Regions from separate parts of the Homo sapiens genome. Here region 2 is linked to region 1. The links are chromatin contacts, found by Hi-C or POLR2A ChIA-PET in ENCODE. All regions are on one chromosome and are shown on one strand. Each heading gives the region's core, a stretch centred on a gene start or an enhancer-like site at or near the end of the contact. The rest is flanking DNA. Distances are from core to core; before and after follow the strand shown. Region 1 holds the start of SAMD8 (sterile alpha motif domain containing 8). Region 2 holds the start of DNAJC9-AS1 (DNAJC9 and MRPS16 antisense RNA 1).

Evidence for each region. A loop is a pair of places that touch in the nucleus more often than their neighbours do. ChIA-PET counts read pairs that join two places held with the same protein, here RNA polymerase II (POLR2A). Pooled maps may share reads with other maps.
Region 2: a pooled map shows a loop between it and region 1 (19-fold over the local background). The contact joins the promoter of DNAJC9-AS1 here to the promoter of SAMD8 in region 1. A Hi-C loop is called at or near these places in 1 of 168 maps with a recorded cell type or tissue (B cell) and 8 of 50 pooled maps. POLR2A ChIA-PET finds 5 or more read pairs at or near these places in 2 of 52 experiments (activated CD8-positive, alpha-beta memory T cell and activated T-cell).

Annotation. Positions count from the first base shown.
Region 1 is chr10:75,109,410-75,114,646 of GRCh38, forward strand. SAMD8 (sterile alpha motif domain containing 8) reads left to right here and starts at 2,247. Exons shown (of 6, transcript NM_001174156.2): 1 at 2,247-2,313. RefSeq lists enhancers at 1,057-2,006, 2,007-2,955 and a silencer at 1,994-2,333.
Region 2 is chr10:73,245,101-73,250,337 of GRCh38, forward strand. It overlaps DNAJC9-AS1 (DNAJC9 and MRPS16 antisense RNA 1), which reads left to right and starts at 2,267. Exons shown (of 4, transcript NR_038373.1): 1 at 2,267-2,283; 2 at 3,193-3,350. It overlaps DNAJC9 (DnaJ heat shock protein family (Hsp40) member C9), which reads right to left and starts at 2,155. Exons shown (of 5, transcript NM_015190.5): 1 at 1,910-2,155; 2 at 1,588-1,728; 3 at 822-1,076. The coding sequence starts at 2,089. MRPS16 (mitochondrial ribosomal protein S16) reads right to left here. Exons shown (of 3, transcript NM_016065.4): 3 at 3,749-5,237. RefSeq lists enhancers at 1,597-2,796, 2,062-2,401 and a silencer at 1,712-1,861.

The DNA.
Region 1 (5,237 bases), core at 997-3,496:
GTAAGGATAATCACACCTACCTCAGAGAATTTGAGGATTAGATGAAACAAAGGACATGCTGGGTCTGACACATAGTAGGTGCTTAGAAACATCTGTGGAATTAGTAGATGTAGAGCCCTGCCTAAGGCTATTAGGTTCTGAGGACTGAGTTAAAGTAGAGATCCAGGGTGCAGAGGAGGTGGCTGGTTCCAAGGATGAATGATAGAAAGAACTGAAAGAAGTGTACAGTCTAGGTGGGCCACAAATTGGGCAGGAGCTGGATTGGATGTCTGTTGGATGAGTCTCTGAATTACGGAGGTCAGGGACAGTTTTCTGAGTTGTAGAGTCAGAGAAATATGGGTAAGAGACATGGAGAGCTTCCTTTAAAGGGTGCCCACAAGATTCATGGGGGGAGGGGGAAGGTGTTTTTTTTTGTTTTGTTTTGTTTAGACAGGGTCTCACTCTGTCACCCAGGCTGGAGTGCAGTGGCATCATCTTGGCTCACTGCCACTACCACCTCCCAGGTTCAAGTGATTCTCCTGCTTTAGCTTCCTGAGTAGCTAGGATTACAGGCATGTGCCACCATGCCACACTAATTTTTGTGTTTTTAGTAGAGATGGGGTTTTGCCATGTTGGTCTGACTGGTCTTGAACTCCTACCTCAAGTGATCAGCCTGCCTCGGCCTCCCAAAGTACTGGGATTACAGGTGTGAGCCGCCGTGCCGGGCCAATGGGGCAAGGTTTGAACAATGGTCCTGTAGTGAAGATGGCTAACTTCTCAGAAGAGAAGGCTGAAGAGGGCCTTGTATGTCAAATGGGGAGACGGGAGGTGAGTGTTGCCCTAGACTTTGAGAGCCAAAGGGGCTAACTGTCATCAGAAACAGTGGGAGGGAGATTCCTCTGCCTATAAGGGCTTTGGGTCCCAAAATAGAAACTGAGAAAGGTCAACCTGTCCTTCTGCCAGAGCTGGTTATCAGCAAGAGAGATGAGATGTCTCACCCTCTCTCATGTGACTTCTCAGTGGCCCTAATGGAGCTGGGAAGGGTATGAGCTGCAGTGGGGAGGTTCCCAGCTGCCCTTGGCCTTAAGACCAGTTTGAAGGGAAAGGCCACACCAGGGCATCCCATGGAAGCAGTCTACACTCATGTCTATCCCATTCAGAACCATTGAAGTCGGCCCGGCACTGTGTGGGGAGGCAAGACCAAGGAGGGGCTCGTGTCCAGGTTACAGCTGGGTTTGGACTTGGTTTATGCCAATGCTAGACCTGGCTTGGGAGGAGACCTTCCCTCAGGGTGGTGCAGCATGGTGGAGTGAGGAAAATACAGGATCTGATGTTAGAGAGATTTGGGTTGGAATATCAGTTTGCAATATGTCAGGCAGTATGTTTCTTTACTTTTCTGTGCTATAGGATCCCCCTTGCAGAATTAGCACTAGGATTTTTTTTTTGAGATGGAGTTTGCTCTTGTCGCCCAGGCTGGAGTGCCATGGCGTGATCTCGGCTCATTGCAACCTCCATTTCCCGGGTTCAAGCGATTCTCCTGCCTCAGCCTCCCGAGTAGCTGGGATTACAGGTATGCACCACCACGCCCGGCTAATTTTTGTATTTTTAGTACAGACGAGGTTTCCCCATGCTGGCCAGGCTGGTCTCGAACTCCTGACCTCAGGTGATCCCGCCTCAGCCTCCCAAAGTGCTGGGATTACAGACGTGAGCCTCCGCTCCCGGCCTTAGCACAAGGATTAAATGAGATGTTTATATGGCGTTTGGCATAGACACTGTCAAAGAGTAAATGGGCAATAAATTATAACAATGATCATTGGGGGCTGGCTATTGGAGAAGAGCTGGCTCTCTCCAGAGGAATTCGGATTACCTCCTTCTAGGCCCTAACCCCATTTACTGATCCCACAGGCCCCGCCCCGGCTCCGCTAGCCCCGCTTCCTCCTGTCGCTTTGGCCTCCGGCATGACGCATGCGCCCTCGGGCTCCTCCGCGGCAGCATCTCGGTTCTCCTCTCGGGCCCATCTGGAGCCTCGCGTCTTTTCCAGTGTGGGCCCCGCCCCCTGCCGGTAGAACCCCGTCCCCGGCCGGTAGGGCCCCGCCTCCCGAAGCAGTTCCGGTTCGGCTCCGAGCAGCTGCCGGCGCGGCGGTGACGGCGGCCGGGACGATGCCTGCGCGCAGTCGCCACCGCCCCCGCCTCCACTCCGGCTCCCCGCCCCGGGCTCCGCCCCCGCCGCTTGAGGCGCTTCACTCCGGCGAGGCGGGGAGGGCCCCGGACTCCGACGGCGGCTCGGACGCCGACTCGGAGGTGGGTCCGGGGAGCCCGACTCGGACCGCGGAGGTGAGCGGGAGCTGAGGCTGAGGAGAGGGGAGCTTGGGGGGCGCCTGCTGCCAAGGGTGAGTGGGGAGTCTGGGATGGAGCCGGGGGCTGCCGAGGGACCGCGACCTGGAGGGGCCCCGGGGAGACGGTTGAGGGAACCGGGATAGTCAGCTCTGGAATGGAATCTGAAGCAAATGGAGGTTGTCGAACTGAGGGCCTGAAGGCTGAGGGATAAGTGGAGGCCGAGGAACGAGAGGGAGAGAGCGAGAGGGGGAGGCTTGAAGAGCCCAGAGCTTGGGGGCTTTTGAAAGCTGCGCAGTGGGGGAAAAAGATCGAAGGTCCTGCGGGAATGTGGACCCGGAAGAAGAGATGCTCTGGGTTTGGCAGCGGGGATGAGGAGTCAGAGGAGCAAGACCTGGGCCGGTGTTCCCTTCCCAGGGCGAGGGAGGGCGATCGGGGCTGGGACTGGAGCCCTCTCATGGGGTTCTCCTCTTACGGAGCCCTCTTATCCGCCTCCCACCCCGGGTGGGGCTGGTGGTGATGGAGGGCAGGATTTAGGTTTGACTAGAAGGAGGAGGGCTGTTGGATGGGAAATCGTCTGGCCTCAAGGGGTGAGGGAGGCACTGAAAAAGAGAAGTGTGGTCAAGAAAGAAAAGGAGCCCTTGGGGATCTAATTTTGGGCTTTGGCATTTTTACAGGTGCCTTTTAAAACATCAAAGATCACTAGGGCAATGTACTTGGATCGTGGGGCTTTCTCGTTCGTGCACAGTGGATCATTTTAAGAATCTTGGGTGGAAGGGGCGGTGTGAATCACTGATTTGCCTAAAGGACTGGGGGAAGTAGTGGAGAGGAAGTGATGTTTGAAGAAGGTAGTGGAAGACGTGATTCTGAAAATGAAGATATCATTTGGATTTATTGACAGTAATGGTGTCCTTTTTTTCATTGTAATTTTTTCGTAGCTAAGTTTAAATACCAGACATGTTAAGATCCTAAAAATTTACTATATTACCTTTAAGTTTTAAAAACTTGAAACAAGACTTTGGATACTCAGATTTTAAAAATTAAACTTGAAACAAGAATTTGGACACTTGGATTTTACAGATACTCAACATGGACTGGTTCCACTTTCAAAGTTTTAAGTTGACACATGTATTTGCCACATAGTAAATGTATGGTCAATGCAAGTTTCTGGGTGAAGGGGGCACAGTGAACTTGCCACAGTCTAGGCGCAATACCAAATCTTCCTCTCACTGATAACCCCAGGATTGGACTTATCTCTTGAAAATTGGAGAGGTACCTTTGACTGATTGGCAAAACCAATATTGAAATACTATTTTGCAGGTATTGTGTGAATAGTATTTTTAGTAGAGTGATTTGGAAAAATAAGGACAGAGGATGCTTGTAGTTGGCAGCCAACACAACTGGGACAGGTGGGTATACAGATGCTTTTTATAGAAGACATAGTTCCAAAACATAATTATGCCAGAAAAAGAATGATTGCAATATTTATATTCACTTTAGTAGAGATAAATTGACTTCCTTTTGTGATTGTTAAGTCATAACATGGTTCCATGAAGTCTTTGACTTTAGCCACATGTCTCATATGTTTTACAACTTTTTATGTGATTATAGGTTTGTAAAGTTGTTGGCCATTTCTTTTCTCTTCCTTCTTTTCTTTTCTTTCCTTTCTTTTTTTTTTTTGAGACAGAGATTCGCTGTGTTGCCCAGGCTTAAGTGATCCTCCCACCTCAGCCTCCCAAGTAGCTGGGAGTAGCTGGGACTGCAGGTGGGCGCCACCATGGCTGGCTAATTTTTGTTAGCATCAAGCGTTTTCTAAATGCTTGATTAAATCTAAATGGATATCTACTGTTTAATCTTCATGAGATGATAATTTGATTTGCAACAGCTTTTAAATTAGTTTATGTGTATGGGCTATGTGACATACCCTCAGATGCACAGTGGAATAGTAATTGTTTCTTCAAAGGATATGTGAATTCTTAGCTAAAAATGCTGAGATTGTTAAAGTATTAATTCCCTTTTCTTTAACTTAATACAAATTATCTTCAGTTGAAGTTTATGTAATATTACTGTTTGTTGGTTTTATCTTTAGAGTGAGATCCTCTGGAGACCTTATCTTCATACTTAGTTGTGAATAAAAGTCATGGCATGTAAAAATTTGCTGAACTGCAATATAAGAACTCTATTAAGATTACAGCTTAATGTTATTGCAAAATTAAAGAGAAACTGTTAGATGGAGTTGTACAATTAACATATTAGCATGTCTAATAGTTTTTTAATTTTTGTTTCCCTTTGTCAGTTCTCACACCCATTGAATAAAGAAAATCAGTTTTTGGCTAGGTGTGGTGGCTTACTCCTGTAATCCCACCACTTTAGGAGGCCGAAGCAGGCAGATCACTTGAGGTCAGGAGTTCAAGACCAGCTTGGCCAACATGGCAAAACCCCATCTCTACTAATACTATAAAAAGAATTAATCAGGTGTGGTGGCTCACACCTGTAATCCCAGCTACTCAGGAGGCTGAGGCAGGAGAATCTCTTGAACCCGGGAAGCAGAGGTTGTGAGCTGAGATCACACCACTGCACTCCAGCCTGGGCAACAGAGTGATATGTCTCAAAAAAAAAAAAAAAATCGGTTTCTCTAAGGCAGAAGAAGCCATCATGACTGCGATGGCAGAATATGCAGACATATTTAGGTAAATCAGTTTTGATTTCAGTACCATAACCCCCCTTCTGCAAAAGCTTATTCACATTGCACAGTTGCTTATAAACATTTTTTTATTTTGTTAATCATTAGATCCTCAATACTTCTTCAAAACTTTGCTGTTACTGATTAAGACATTTTCATGGCTTTTCTAAGAATTGAAATTTGAACACTTTTTTTGAGAAACTTAAATCACAGATGTTTCCATGAATAGTATTATTATTGT
Region 2 (5,237 bases), core at 1,017-3,516, 1.9 Mb before region 1:
TTGATATACACTCCACCGTTCCCCTCAAGCTCACCAGAAAGGGTGCAGCCTCTTATCTAGGCAAAACAGGCCCTTCAAATTTTCACCGGAAACAAAAAGGTCAGCTTTCTCTCTGCCAGCGTCTCTTATGTAAAAGCTGCAGAAAAGTTCCTGAGGGCACTCAGGAAGGCAGCAGTGGTCCTAAAAGTTGTGTGCTCCTTAAGAGAATCTAACGCCCGATGATCTAAGGTTTCATCCTGAACCACCCCCCCAACTCTCCTCACCCCCACTGTCACTGGAAAAACTGTCTTCCACAAAACAGGTACCTGGTATCAAAAAGGCTGGGGACCGCTAAGCTAAAGTTTTTCTTTAAAAAAAAAAAAAAGAAAAGAAAAATTCTGTATCCAACTCAAGAATCAAATTCGGGGCAAAGGCCCAAACATCTGCACTTTTAACAAGACGGTGTCTGCCATTCTCTTCTTACCCCCTCAACCGAGTAAGGATCACTGCCCATCCTGTGTACCCGGGTTCCACTAACTTTATCTCCTGAGGAATGCCTCAGGAATGCTACAAGAATTGGCCTACATGAAAAAATATTTCAGTGCTACTTTACTATGGTAATATTTAAACAATCTATGCAATAAAAATCATCTTGAGCACAACATGCTAGAAAAAGTTTCTCTTGATGAACTGGTATGCCCATTTTATTAGATCGAAACTATAGACCAAGTTAACCCTAGTCCTTATTTCTGGAGTTTTATGTTTACTTCTACTGCTGTAAATACTCTCAAATCCTTTTTGGAAGCAGTCAAAATATAAATCCACAGTATTCAAAATCTTACCCTCCTTTTCCTTGCATTCATCTTTTGTTTCGATTCTTTGACAAAGGCATTATAGGATGGGACCTCTCCGGCGTCAATAGCTTGCTGAATGATATTCCTTATCCTGGGTTCCTCTGTGTACTGCACGCAAAGCACAGACTCCATGATCTGATCCATGTCACCCTTGAAGTCCAGATAGGCCTGCTTAATATCAGCCAGCTCTTCTTCCGAACCTTTGTATGTCTTTTCAAAAGCTTGAATGTCCTCTAAAGATATCTGATGATAAAGGAGATTTGCTTTAACTTTGGGAATTTTACTTTAAATAAAACGTACGTTAGTAAAACTAGAGTTGGGTGTTGAATTGCTGCAATACAACAGTTGCTTGAGTTGAAATTATTGAACCAGATTTTCTATGCCTAAGCTTCTCCGGAGTCCTCCTTTTTAAATCCAATCTTCATTAACTGCTAACTAGGGACCAGGGAAGGGAAATTTAAGTGAAATTTCCAAGAGTGAGAGGTGATCCGGAATCAGGACTTACATTTGGATATGTAAAATAAAGCGCATCCGGCAAAAAAAATAAATCGGCCCTTTTCAGTGCAACAATCACATTAACAGGAAATTTAAAGCCCGTTTCAGTAAGCGTGCGTGTATCTGTATTTCAAGGCCAAACTCAAAATTCCTAATTCCTACAAAATTAACACAAAATACAAGATCTTAGAGGCAGTCAATAAAGGTTTGTTGATTGAATGATGGTAACAGTCACAAAGAAACCTCCAGAGTCCTTTACCTTTTTAAAGAGTAGCCGCCAATACGCCTCCCAGTCTCGGTCTTGGGTGAGCACAGGAGAGTCCTCGTCCACTGTTCCCTGCTCATCGTACACTGCTCTCTGTTCTCTGTCACTGAGAACGGAATAGACTTTTCCCAGGATCTGAGGGCAAAGAGTATCCGTAAATCACCCCTGCTCCTCCCACCGAAACGGCGGCGCGAGAAATAAAGATCAGAAGGCGCCAAGCGGAGCTCAGCGCGCTCCCCCGGGGCGGGGCCCGGTAGCCAAAAGGCTAGGGGGAGGCCCGCGCAGCCGGTCGGCTTCGGGGCGGGACCCTGCATACCTGGAAGCGGCGGGTGGCGTCCTCCTTGTCGCCCTCACCCACCCGGTCCGGGTGTACCTGCAGGGACACCTTGTGGTAGCCTCGTCGGACCTCGCCGTCGGAGGCCTCGCGTCGCACGCCCAGCACCCGGTAAAGGTCGGCGGTGCCGAACACTTCCTCGCAAAGGTCCAGCAGCCCCATGCCGGGCGGAGATACGACCCCGGAGGAAGCAGCCGCTCCCAGCTGCGCCGGGTACAACCCAGGACTGCTTCTTTTTCGCGCCCAAAAAGCCCAGGGCGCCTGCGTCACAAGCACTGAAGGGGCGTGGCCACGCCGCGCATCCGCGCTTTACGGCGGCCGCAAAATGAGGTGTGGCGAGTCAGGCGCGGGCCCGGGTAAGTAACGCCGGCATGTGGAGTCACAGTCCCCGGCCGCGCGCAGGAGCTAGGTCTTCAGGGAAGTGATGTTGCTCGGGTCTCTCCTCCCCTTGCTCTGGAAATCTGGCGTCCGTCTTACCTTTTAGTGTCCAAGAACAACTTTTTCAAAAAGTTCATATATTAGCTTGAATTTACAAACTGCTGGCCTATTTTTTTAAGTAGAAAACGGCCAAACATCAGCATTCAGCAGTTACACATGGTTCAACTTAACAGATGTGTTTTTTCAAAAATGTTCTTGAAAGGAATAGGTAAAGCTGTAGACCCAAATAATTTTGCACCCCACTGGTTGGAAATGCTGGGGTACTTTCCCTCTAGCCCTGTAGGAAAAAACCCTATACTGAAACCCAAAAAGCACAAAACACGGGTCTTCCAAAAACTCTTACCTAATAGGACTTTCACCTTACACATTGGTGGAGAGAGATAACATGACCCAAGCCTCCGTCTTAATAACATAAACTGCTGAAGCAAAGGCTCTTTCTTTTAATACTCTGTGAAGTTCACAGCTGGGTTTGAACATGTTGGATCCCAGGTGGCAGCAGAGTGGGCTGGAGCAATCATCCAAGAGATGGTGAGAAACTTGGGCCTGGAGACCCAAAGCAAGGTTGAGGCTGGGGATAAAACTTTGTTAGTAGGGTAAACTCACAGAGGAAGTATGTGTATACATATCTTAAAGGATAAACAATGCTAAGTGAATACCCGAGTTGGCAGAAAATACCTTATCAAATATCCCCTCACTGATGTAGCATTTTTCAGAATCATTCTGCTCTGCCAATAAGTTTCTGCAAAGCCTCAAACTCTCCAGGATACATTAATATCTTTTAAACTTCCCAGAGTTGCCGTGATTTTCAAAGCATTTCTCTTTCCCAGATCCAAGATCAAACTCAGCTGAAGTCAGTTCCTCTCAACCTGCCCTGGCATCAAAGTCTCAAAGCAAGTGGGGGCCAACCAGCAACAACCCCAGGGGAGCTTTGACAACCACAGAATTTGAGATGGCTGGTAATCGTTCTCAGAACATAAAACACAAAGTAAGTCGGCACATTGATAGAACCTCCTCTATAAATTTCCTATATCTTAGTCACACACCAGAGTTAAGCCATCTGTCTTTGCTCATTTTTCCCTCTATGGACAACATAATATGTTGGGAAGGGCTTTCCAGGAGGGCATAACCGGGAGATGAATCTTACATCACTGGGCAAGTTTCCACCTCTAGGCCTCAGCTTCCCTATCTGTAAAACGGAGATAATCCTACCTGCCTTCATAATACCTTACAATTGTCACAAATAACCTTGTACACAAAAGGCCTAGGATATATGTAGATGCTTTGCAATATTATCTTTCTTCCAGTTTCTTGTATTTTTTAAGGTATTCAAATACATCTATTTTAACATTTTTCTATATATACATTTGCTACGGAAAATTGAAATCGCACACTGAAATATCCTTTTATTGCAACTCAAATTTTCAAAAACCAGAAAATCAAATTATTATGCTCTAGCCAAATTATGTAATGTTTTCTTTTTCTTTTCTCTGTCACCCAGGCTGGACTGTAGTGGAACAATCACAGTTCACTGCAGCATCGGCCTCCTGGGCTCAAGTGATCTTACTGCCTCAGCTTCCCGAGTAGCTGGAACTATGGGTGAGCAACACCACAGCCAGCTAATTTTTTAAGTTTTTGTAGAGACGGGGTCTTGCTGTGTTGCACAGGCTGGTCTCAAACTCTGGCTTCAAGTGATCCTTCCACCTCAGCCTCCCAAAGTGCTGAGATTACAGGTGTGAGCCACTGCCCCAATGGTATCTTTATATTATTTTTCCTTACAAGTTACTTCAAATTCTTGATGTTGAATTTCATCTCACTGACTTCAGGCTTTTAAAACACATGGGAATACTTGAGACCTAAGAATGGTTGTGAGTCAAATAAAAAAGTAGAACTAAAGTATACTGAAGTTATTCAAATACATTCAAACTATAAAGATCCCTTATAGATTACTGGCATCAAGGTAGGAAGGAAAAGATACAAGAAGTAAAATGCAACACTCATTACAGGTTGTCAACATTATTGGTATACAGTTTATCCTAACACAGAGCAGCCTTCTTAACCTGCTCCATAAAATTACCAGCAAGAAAGAAAAGTACAAGAATAAGGTTCACAGCTGAATTGGCTTGGTGTCCTAATTCCCTATTCCAGTATTCTCAGAAGGATCCCATCTATGATATATGCAGAAATCACAGCCACATTTGAATGGTTCAATCTTGATTCATACTGAACTCCCTTAAGCCCAGCAGTTTCTCATTCTTAAAAGGTAGGTTATTAGAGCCCCAAAGCAATTTTCATAACAAATCTACCTTTGTATATTTAAGAATATGCATTAAGGCTAGGAGTGGTGGCTCACGCCAGTAATCCTAGCACTTTGGGAGGCCGAGGTGGGCAGATCACAAGGTCAGATTGAGACCATCCTGGCCAACACGGTGAAACCCCATCTCTACTAAAAATACAAAAATTTGCCCGGGCGGTGGCTCACGCCTATAATCCCAGCACTTTTGGGAGGCCAAGGCGGGCGGATCACGAGGTCAGGAGATCAAAACCATCCTGGATAACATGGTGAAACCCCATCTCTACTAAAAATACAAAAAAATTAGCTGGGTGTGGTGGTGGGCACCTGTAGTCCCAGCTACTCCTGGGACTACTCGGGAGGCTGAAGCAGGAGAATGGCATGAACCCAGGAGACAGAGCTTGCAGTGAGCCGAGATCGCGCCACTGCACTCAAGCCTGGGCGACAGAGCGAGACTCCTCTCAAAAAAAAAAAAAAAATTAGCTGGGTGTGGTGGTGCATGCTTGTAGCTCCCCGGCTACTCAGGAGGCTGAGGCAGGAGAACCTCTTGAACCCAGGAGGTGGAGATTGCAGTGAGCTGAG